Linked DNA regions of Homo sapiens: region 2 is linked to region 1. The links are chromatin contacts, found by Hi-C in ENCODE. All regions are on one chromosome and are shown on one strand. Each heading gives the region's core, a stretch centred on a gene start or an enhancer-like site at or near the end of the contact. The rest is flanking DNA. Distances are from core to core; before and after follow the strand shown. Region 1 holds the start of POGK (pogo transposable element derived with KRAB domain). Region 2 overlaps CD247 (CD247 molecule).

The links. Hi-C counts contacts between places; a loop is a spot of excess contacts on that map. Pooled maps may share reads with other maps.
Region 2: a loop to region 1 is called in a map of ascending aorta, with 2.4 times the contacts of the local background. The contact joins the enhancer-like site here to the promoter of POGK in region 1. A Hi-C loop is called at or near these places in 2 of 168 maps with a recorded cell type or tissue (ascending aorta and posterior cingulate gyrus) and 6 of 50 pooled maps.

What each region holds. Positions count from the first base shown.
Region 1 is chr1:166,838,060-166,843,635 of GRCh38, forward strand. POGK (pogo transposable element derived with KRAB domain) reads left to right here and starts at 1,416. Exons shown (of 6, transcript NM_017542.5): 1 at 1,416-1,545; 2 at 2,896-3,029. The coding sequence starts at 2,898. RefSeq lists silencers at 1,172-1,601, 1,702-1,941.
Region 2 is chr1:167,445,098-167,450,504 of GRCh38, forward strand. All of the region lies in intron 1 of CD247 (CD247 molecule), which reads right to left. Among named protein-coding and RNA genes, the nearest start is that of CD247, 71 kb to the right of the region's middle. Within about 2 kb of position 2,699, at least 12 of the 41 ENCODE cell types and tissues checked have a DNase peak (open chromatin) inside an H3K27ac peak, as active enhancers do.

The sequences.
Region 1 (5,576 bases), core at 166-2,665:
ATTAGATCTTCTACGGTCTTGGGTTGTCACCGTGATTGCACTTCCAAGATGTGTACGTTATGTCATGCTACATTTTACGTGTTAAGAGCACAGTGCACAGTGACCTCTCCCATGACTGAGAGAAGTAAAATTCACATGTAAGTAGTAGTGGCCACAAAAACTTGGAAAGACAGGTCTTTTCCAACAGATATTCAGGTCTCAGAGACAATCTGAAGAGTTTGACGGACTCTTTCCTTGACCAAAGTTTAATCAGGCTTAAGTCCTCTTCTTCAGCAGGCCTCCACCCTGGTCCCCTGACCACTCACCCCGAACCTTTGGCCTGCCCAGCTCTATTTTAGCAAGAACCCTGCTAAGTTAGGTTAGAGAGAAATCACCACCCTTGATATCTGATCACCCTGGATATCTGATCAAATTTCTCATTCCCCCACCCTTGATATCTGATCGCCCTAGCCTGCCTTCAGCAAGAATCCTGTTAAGTGGGTTCAGCAAGAATCCCTCTAGGTGCTTGATGTCTCGTATCAGTAACTTTCCATCTACTGACCCCTTCGTTCTGCTCCTTGGCTATACATCCCCAGCTGTCCTTACTGTATTCCGTGTTAGACCTCATCTCTCCCCCCAGTGTGATCATCTTTACACCTATAGCAATAACCCTGTATAAAGTCTTCCTTACTGTTTTAACAAGTGTCAGAATAATTTTTTCTTCAACAAGTTCTCAACAAAAACCCATACCCAGAATCTTTTTCTGGAATGAAAAGGGCTTCAGGGCTTCTCAGGTCACTTTTGTTGTATTGCCCACAGAGCTGAGAGTAAACAACTCCTTTGGACGTTTTGGAGAAGAAAGGTCCTTCTATACACCCACTTCATCCAAGGAATTACATGCTTGGGATATTAAGCAACAGCTACAAAAATCAGGAAGTTCCTTCTCCATGTATATGACGAAGTTCTGGACAGGAGCCCGCTGCCAGAATACGAATACTCTTCCCCAAAGACCCCTCCTCATGCCCCTACACGCTCTTGCCGGTCTAGCCTTTCATTGCCTGAAGCACGGCGAGAACGCCTGGAGAGCTCGTCCAAGCAAGTGCAACCCGCTGGTGACTGCAAATGAGCACATGGAACTGTGCGCCCACGCTACGCTCGGTTAAAATCAATCTGGGCTCTTCCTGCCTCGTCCACGCCGAGGTCACACGCAGCACTGGAAGCGGCCTGCATCGGGCGGGGCGGGGAAGGCCGAGGGCACGGCTACCCAGGCCCGCCAGGGACTGCCCGGACCGGCCGGAAGCCGCGCCTAGAGGAGGGCCCCGGAGCTCGCGCGGGCGCCGTCCCCCGGCGCCGCCGAGGCCTGCTGACATCAGCCGCGCTCCTCCCCTCGCCTCCCAACACCCTCAGCTCCGGGCCGGACCCTCCCTCCTCCCACCACGTGTCCTCCCCGCTCCCTCCCGAGGGGCCGCGCGCACGGGAGGACGGAGAGGCGGAAAGGATGGCGCTGTGACAGCCGGGCCGGAGCCCTCGCGTCCCCACCCCGCGCCCTGGCCGCTGGGCCCGGCGGTGAGTGCGCGCGGGCGGGGGCGGCGGCGGCGCGGCCCCTCCCCCGGGTCCCGGGCGGCTGGGCCGCGGCAGAGGCGGGGGCGCCGAGGCTGCGCCGCCGCCGCCGCCGCCTTTGTTGCGGGCCCGCCGGGGAGGCGGGCGGCGCCGGCTCTCGCCGCCCGGCAGGTGCGCTGGGGCCGGGAGGGGGCCAGGTGGGGAGGCGGGCCGGGCGGAGGGGGCAGCGGAAGCGCTCCCGGCGCGGTTCCGCGGAGAAAGGGAAATGGGGCAAGATGGCTGGAGAAATCCGAACGCGCCCGGGGGCGCGGCGGCGGTGGCGCAGGCGGGGCAGGGCGGGCGGCGGCCCTGGTTGCGGCACCTTAGCGCGGGGAGGCGGCCCCTCCCACCTCTGCCCCGGAGCCGGCAGGGAGACCGCCGCCAAGTTCGGGCCCCAGCTGCAGGCATCTGAAGCCTAGACCCATCCATGCCGCGTTCGCCTATCTTTTTTGGAAATATCGAAGGAACCGACTTTGAACTCCAGAGGGATCTTTTCTTTGGAGGTTCCCCGATGCAGCCCTCAAGATGCATCCGCACTCCACACCTAGGAATTGCCCGCGCCCATAGAGGGCAGGAGTGCGGCCCTTTGTACTGGCCAAGAGTCAGCGAATAGAGAATTTGCAGCCCAGAGGCAATGGGTTATTTCCCTGTCGGGGTGGGCCCCAGCCGATTTCTGCACCTTTTTGGGTATCCAGGCATAACCCTCACTATGTTTCACTGACTCCTGCGTTTGCAAAGTCCCTTAAGGTAGAATGACCCTATTTTCTGAACCAGCTCGTGGACAGAACCTTTGAATTTGGAAAATCCAGGCAATGGGCCTACTGAGCCAACCGCTCCGCCCATGCTTAACTGGCTTCTAGCACCCATTCCAGTTGAGTAAGTGTCCAATCTGTGTTCAGACACCTTCACTGATAGGAAATCAGCACCTTTCCCCTGCCTCTGATTCCTGTTTGGGTGGCACTGGCTGTGAGAAAGTACTGCCTTTCTCACTGCTTAAAACCTTTTCCAGGAGTATTTATCCACTGGCCGGCCTCTGTTCTGCCGTCCAGTCTCTACAAACCAGTCTGGGTTCTCTTCCCCAGATAGCTTTTTAAATATTTGAAGGCAGCCAGATACGTTATCTACCCACAGCCTCTCTTATCATAATTAAACATGTCACCCTGTAGCTTCCTGGCCGACTCTTGTTTCCTTACTTCCCTCCAGCGGGAACAGTGCTTGGGGCTAAAGAGGTTTGTATGTGGCTCAGCCTCCCCCATCATAGGCTTTGGGGAGGTCACAGTGACACCTGGTTTTTCTGAACCTGAATCTTGCTTGCAGAGATGGAGTCCACAGCCTACCCTCTCAATTTGAGCCTGAAAGAAGAGGAAGAGGAAGAAGAGATTCAGAGCCGGGAACTAGAGGACGGCCCGGCAGACATGCAGAAAGTACGAATCTGCTCTGAGGGCGGATGGGTAAGTAAGAAGGTGTGGAGTCCACACAGCCAGCAGATGCAGGCCTGAGAGCCCAGCTTGCTTTAAGTCTCCTCCTCAGACAGACGTGGGAAGTAAAAATAGCCCAGCCCGGTGTGTTTGCATTCCTGAGAAAACAGCTCTGTGGCTTTAAAAGGCAGTGCAAAGAATGGAGGAGGTGTTATGGAAACAGTCCCTCAGCCATGTAGCTTGTCATCGTTCAATTGGAAGTCCTAGAAGCCAGGACCTTGTCTCTCTCGTTCACCCACTTATCCTGCACTGCGTTTGATGCCAGGCACATTGTAGGCACCAAGTAAATGTTTGTTGACTTACTGCTGGTTGAAGGGAACCATTTTAAATAAGACTCGAGTCATTGGGTTGACATGAGAGGTTAGGCTAGTTGGTTCTGTGTGAGCACCTCTTACCACAGTTGACACAGGAGAGCTGCCTGTCCAGCTGACCTGGATAGAAATGGTGGGCAGCAGGGAATACAGAGATTCAGGGTATACACGCAGAATAGTATGATAGAGGTCGGTTTATACAAATGCAAATGCAGTAGATACTTATAGTTACAGATAGTTATTCACCGTAGTTACTGGACTTCGTGGTAATTAGGCATGAATAGTAAACATTTTAAATAAGCAACAAATTGACATTCCTTTTCTCTGCTTATTTTCCGTTGTGTATAAACATTGTCAGTATACATAGTATCCTTTGCTTCCATGAAGAGCCCCTATCCATACAAGCATGGTACTTCTAAATTGTTCCCTACCAGAGGAGAGAACTGGGATGCAGAAAGATTATCTGCCTTGCCCTAAGGTTACACATGAACACTGACATTTGTTCTTCAAAACAGGTCTCCTGAGCTGCACCCTTAAAAGTAATGCATTTTACCATATGTATGCTATACCTTAATTTAAAAAAAAAAAAAACAGTGCAACCACAGGCTCTCAGTTTGCCAGTCTAGCTGTGGACACCGCGCTGCCTTTGTCTCATCAGTGTTCTTTGCCCACCACATCCTTCTTCCCAATTCTGATCCAAGCAGGCGTCAGGTCTATTTAGCCTGGAACAAGAACTCAAGGCAGTCAAAACTCAGGGCTTTGAGGCTAGATTGGTCAACCCAGAACATCTAAATGGAGAGCCTTGGAGAACAGGTGCAATGAAAGTGAATGTTGGGACAGTGAGGAAGGAGCAAGATGAAGACCAACCATGCTTAGGTGGGAAAAGAAGGAAGTAACCAGAAGGGCTGGAGGAGGGAGTCCAGCAGCTGGTGGTGCTGGGGATTGGGCATTTGTGGCCTCCAGGCAATCAGCCATCCATCCACAGTTACCAAGCACAGTGCTGGGCGTAAAGAGAGACTCTTTTCCTGATGGAATTTCCAGTCTTGTGAGCAAGGCAGGAAAGTAAACATAAGTAATAGTAAGCACAGTGTGCAGAGTGCAGTGGTGGAAGTCTGCAAGGATGCACCAGGAGCCAAGATGAGGGGATGCCTCATTCAGGCTGAGAACTCCGGGGCTTCCTGGACAAGGCCTAATCTTGAGCAGTGAGCAATTTTGCCCCCACCCCTGGACATTTGGCAACATCTAGAAACACTACCCCCTTTCCCCACCCCTGGATATTTGGCAATATCTGGAAACACTTTTGTTGGTCTGACTTGGTGGGGGTGCGTTGGGGACTGGGAGATCCTCCTGGCATCTAGTGGATAGAAGCCAGGGGAGCTGCTAGATATCTACAGTGCACAGGATGCCCCCCCACCACCACACACACACACACATACACACACAACAAAGAGGTAACTGGCCCAAAATGTCAGTTGTGCTGAGGTTGAGAAACCCTGCTCTAGAGCATTAGAAGAAAAGAATCTGTTTTTAAAATATGTATTTTGGTTATAGAGAATTATGTTAGGGTGATCAGTGAAAGCTTTTCAAGCATAAGAACTATGATAATATATTAGGATAAAATTCCATAGAATTGAAATAGAAATACAATTTTAAGTAGAAAAAATAAAAAATGTGCTTTGAACTGAGTCTTAGTCATTATGGAATCAGCCAAGGGAAGGGAAGGGGGTTGCATTCCAGGCAAGAGGACAGCACAGGCAAAAGCACTGAGGAGAGGAGCTTGGGTGCAGAGTTAGGAGCAGCTCCTGCAGCTGGAACCTGAAACTCATGGCAGGGAGTGGAAGGGGATCAGGTATAGGAGGCCAGGCCAGGGGCCAGAGCCAGCCAGGAGGACATGCAGTGCTACGCCAGCGAGTTTGAGCTTTCTCCTTAGCTCTGTGGAATGAGGCCTTAGCCCATCTTTCTAAGGGAGGCCTCAGGCTCTCTACAGCCACCATGCTAAGGCCTGAGTGGCCTGCTAAGAAAGCAAAGCTTTGGCATCAGACTTTCTAGCTCTGTGACCTTGGACAAGTTACTTAACCACTCTGTTTCCTTACCCATAAAAGTGAGGTAGTGATCCCCATGTCCCTAGTTTAGCGGATTCAGTGAGAGAATATATTTATATGATTGAGTGTCCTATACAGTGCTTGGCCCATAGCAGGCACTCCATCAG
Region 2 (5,407 bases), core at 1,449-3,948, 610 kb after region 1:
GTAATTTTAGTAGAGATGGGGTTTTGCCATGTTGGTCAGGCTGGTCTCAAACTCCTGACCTCAAGTGATCTGCCCGCCTCGGCCTCCCAAAGTGCTCGGATTACAGGCATGAGCCACCGTGCCTGGCCAAATATGATACTTCTTATGGGGTGAGGATAAAATAAAATAATTCTTATGGGGTGAAGGACCCCATAAGGGTATGTGTTCCATTTTGCCACCTATTGTTACTGCCATGATTTCTACTTTAAGCCCATGCACGATAAGTTGGAACCTTCCTGCCCTGTAGCAAGATCCCAGGAATAGGCCATGTGAGATGCTCAGAGGAGGCTGGGGGCAGCCAAAGATGATCACAGAGTATCTAGGCATACGGGTCATTGTATCTAAGTGTTGTGAGTCTAATTAGTGACAGTGAGCCTCGCCATCCCTTTGTAGCCTTTTGTCATCTTCATTAAAAAAAAAGCCCTGAATTCAGGAAGTCTCATGGTACTGACCACTAACAGGAAGATTCTGGAGCCCCAGAGTGCACCCTGGGGGAGACGCACCTATCCTTACAGAATCTGGTTTCTCTGGGTGAGATTTACTTGAATTGCGTTGTTTGTCTGTCTGTCTCTGAGCCAGACTATGAACTTCTGCTAACAGGGATCAGGCCTTAATCAACCTGGTCCTGCCATACCCTGAGGCTGAAAATACACGCTGGTGCCCTTTCCCCTGCAGTCAACCTCCTTCTCCAGCAAATCCTGTTTCGGAGCTGGGCATCTGCGGGACTTACTCACATCCAACTAATAAGGATTCTTCTCATTTGAACTCTAATTTCTACTTTTAAAGTGACTTCCTGTGTCTGATGGAGTTAGATTCTTATGAGTGCCAGGAGACAAACAGGGGGCTACTTTTGGGCCCAATTCACAGGTGGATAAACTGAGATCAGAGGAATGAAGCAACTTCACCAAGGACACCTGCAGGTTAGTGGCAAAGCTGGAAGGGAATTCCTGGGTCTCCTGACTCCAGGTACTTCTCTTAGCCTTATGGCTTCGATGCAGCTGACCTATGGGCTCAGGATCCGGAGTTTCCACCTACCTCTGATTTCACAGCCCTTGCCATTTTGCCCACTTTTGACACTTAGTCACAACGGCTTGTAAACGTTCCACTTCAAGTCCGCCCCCCACCACTGGCTCTGGCAAGCACAGATGGTGCCTTATAGTTTCATTTGCACCTTTCCCTCCTCACCCGCACATCACAGGCTTAGAGAAGAGCAAAGAACATAATAAGTCTTTGAGTCAGAAAGACTCTAAGACTCAAATGTGGAATCTGCCCCATTATTGGCTTGTTTTGGAACAGTTTTCTTAACCTCTCTGAGCGTCAATTCTCCTATCTGCAGAAGGGCTTTGACAAGACCGATTTCACGGGTGCAGAGAAATGAGGTAAAGTTTGTGGGGTGCCCTGCACAGTGGCGCATGCTAAGAGGCTCTGCAGGTACAAGGAGTGACAGCAGGGGATGGCCCTCTGACCTCCCACACCATCATGCCACGGTTGGGGACAGAACCTGGCCAGGTTTCCCAGCCCAGGATGGGGATACCCACTCTTCAGGGGTGTTTGAAGATAAAAACAGATAATGGGGGCCAGGCGCGGTGGCTCACGCCTATAATCCCAGCACTTTGGGAGGCCGAGGCGGGCGGATCATGAGGTCAGGAGATCGAGACCATCCTGGCTAACATGGTGAAACCCCGTCTCTACTAAAAAATACAAAAAAATTAGCCGGGCGTGGTGGCAGGCACCTGTGGTCCCAGCTGCTCAGGAGGCTGAGGCAGGAGAATGGTGTGAACCCAGGAGGTGGAGCTTGCAGTAAGCGGAGATTACGCCACTACACTCCAGCCTGGACAACAGAGTGGGACTCCGTCTCAAAAAAAATAAAAAGAGATAATGGGTGTGTACAAAGTGCCTGGCACACAGTGGGAGCTCAGTAGTGTGTAGACTTTCTGAGAACTCCTCACTTCACAAAATGATAATGATGTAACACATGCATGAAGCATACAGTTTAGAGAGCTCTTTGCACTTGCATGATCTGGCTTAATCCTCAGAACAACCTTGCACAATACGGGCAGAATTATTACCAATTCTATTTTGCAGATAATGACGTTGCAGCTCCAATAGGTCACATGGCTAGAGATTTTCTGAGTGCATCTGATGCAAAGTCCCTTCTCAATCTACCTTATCCCAGTGCCTCTGGGGTTCCTGTCATATAGAGAGCTTCCCACCTCTTTCAGGAGTTTCTTCTTTGGTAGGCACTTCTGGCCTCTGCTTGAATATCTCTGGTGACAGGAAGCTCAGCACCCAGCAATCACTGGTGGAGAGCTCTAATTTTCAGAGTTAAAAAAAAAACTTTGAACCTAGTTCTGCCTTCAGAAGCACAAATCACACAGATCCTCCAATTTCTATAGGGCAGCCTTTCAAACCTCACCCCCGTCCAGCTTGTTTCCACTTTGATAGGAAGCACGGCAGGTAAGAATGAATCCTACGAAGGCGACAACTGCAATCCAAGTCCTGGTGTTGCTACTGTGTAATCACTGAGTAATCACAGCGACCTCCCAGGGTGTGTGACACTCAAATGGGAAGGGCTTGGTACCTGGTAAGCGCTCAGTTTGTAGGCACTGATGGAATCAATATGAATCACAGTAGCTCATGATCCAGGTAGGAGTGGCCAGCTTTCTACTCGCCAACCTTCCTTCCTTTGAGTCCCCAACTTTGAGCCCTGAGTCCTGCTGCTGCCAGCTCCACCCCCAGGCTCAGGCACAACTGGTGATGACATTGCAGGGTAAAAACTTAGAAAACAGGAAGTCACTGTTCTTAGGAAGGCAGTGGCAGCAGCTATGGGTGGGGGGGTGGGGGCGGTGTCTGTGTTGGGCAGGGTGCTGGGTGTGATGCCGACCCATTGACCACAGCATCCAGGCACCCAGACCATCCCCCTCAGTGGGTTGCTCCCTTTCATCGAATAACTAACTTTCACTGCAGCAGAAAAGATATAGGCTAGACACACAGAGTAATAGTTATAACCACTGGTTGAAGATTTGTTCTGGGCCAGGAACCACACGTGTGAGTTTTCTCATTCAGTCTTCACAGTGACTCTGATTTCACAGCTAGGGAAACTGAGGCTCAGAGAAGTTAATAACATGCCTAATGTCTACAGCCAGGGTTGAATCCAGGCACATCTGGATCCACAGTCCAGGTCTTAACCACCACTTGGTACTGACCTTCAAAGACTTGCTGATCCTCAGAGGTGGTGAGAGGGGTCCTCACCAGGCTGTGGAGTCCCTTCTCCCAGGATCGAACCATTATAGCAGGTCATATTCTTGACTCTACAATTAGCTTTCTTTCATTGAGGGCTGAGAGGCCGGCCTGGGGGGTTGACAGATACAGAAGGCCTGCTACCAAATGTGAGGCCAGGACTCACACTGCCCAGTGCTTATAGCAATGACCCACTGGAGATACCTCAATCACCCTGAACTGCAGAACGACTCCAGCTAATTTACTGGCAACATATAATGTTTTACTACTCTCTTTAATTTGCTACCAGCCTGGCCAACAGGGTGAAACCACATCTCTACTAAAAATACAAAAAATTAGCTAGGTGTGGTGGCGGGCGCCTGTAATACCAGCTACTCAAGACGCTGAGGCAAAAGAATCGCTTGAACCCAGGAGGTGGAGGTTGCAGTGAGTTGAGATAGCACCACTGCACTCCAGCCTGGGCCATAGAGTGAGACTCTGTCTAAAAAAATAAATAAACAAAAATTTTTTTAAAAAGTACCACAGCCTCCTTAATTCTCTCCTCAGTGTCAGATTTCAAATATTCATGTTTCATTGTAAAATTGGATCATTTGTTCAAAACTACCTACAAATTATGTATTCCCATAGATAAGGGTTCCAAGGGAAGAGGGAAGAACAGGGCTGTATGATTTCTTAGGGGTAGCGCTTTATGAGCAAATGTTTCTCTTCTTGTATTTTTATTTCCATTAAAGTTGTTATGTTTTGAGCGATACTTTGTGATCATTTTTCTTTTCTTTTTTTTTTTTTTTTTTTTTGAGACAGAGTCTCGCTTTGTTGCCCAGGCTGGAGTGCAGTGGCATGATCTTGGCTGACTGCAACCTCCGCCTCCCAGGTTCAAGCGATTCTCCTGCCTCAGCCTCCCAGGCAGCCATGATTACAGGCACCTGCCACCACACCTGGCTAATTTTTTGTATTTTTAGCAGAGACGGGGTTTCACCATGTTGGCCAGGCTGTTCTCAAACTCCTGACCTCAGGTAATCCACCCGCCTCAGCCTCCCAAAGTGCTGGGATTACAGGTGTGAGCCACCGAGCCCAGCCTTTGTGATCATTTTTCTTTTCATTTTCAAGTAAATCAACTTAATATAAAAGTGCAGAAAAGTAGGAAAAAATCAGAATTGCCCATAATACCACTTTCAAACACAGCCATTATTAATATGATGGCAGATGGCTGACCAAAGTCTTTGTTATTTATAAACTGTAATCATTTTACATAACAACTTTCCACGGGCAGGTGCAGTGGCTCACGCCTGTAATCCCAGTACGTTGGGAGGCCGAGGTGGGCAGATCGCCTGAGGTCAGGAGTTTGAGACCAGCCTGGCCAACATGGTGAAACCCTCTCTCTACTAAAAGTATGAAAATTAGCCGGGCATGGTGGCACGTGCCTATAATCCCAGCTACTTGGGAGGCTGAGGCAGGAGAATCACTTGAACTTGGGACGTGGAGGCTGCAGTGAGCCAAGATTGCGTCATTGCATGTCAGCCTGGGTGACAAAGTGAGACTCTGTCTCAAAAAAAAAAAAATTTCCTGAAGAATTGTTTTTTTCATTTAGTATTATGTTATAATCTAAGACTTCATGTTATTTCATATATTCATATTTCATGTTACTTTGTCATTTTACTATTAATAAATATCCTTTTTAAAGGTTGCCTAATAAGCTTTCCACTATCTACATAACCATTCCCCATTGGTGCTCATTTGTTTCCAATTTTTCACCATTATAAATAATTCTAAGATGAACAGCTTCATTCCTAAAGCTTTTTACAGGATTGGAATTCCATCAATAATAGCTTGAAAAATGGGCCAGGTGCGGTGGCTCAGGCCTGTAATCCCAACACTTGGCGAGGCCAAGCTAGCAGGACTGCTTGAGCCCAGGAGTTAGAGACCAGCCTGGGCAACATGGCAAGACCCTCCCTCTACAAAAAATAAAAAATTAGCTGGGCATGATGGTGCATGCCTTAGTCACAGCTACTCAGGAGGCTGAGGTGCGAGGATCACTTGAGCCCAGGAGGTCAAAACTGCAGTGAGCCCTGACCGTGTCACTGCACTCCAGCCTGGTTGACAGAGTGAGACCCTGTCTCAAAAAAAAATA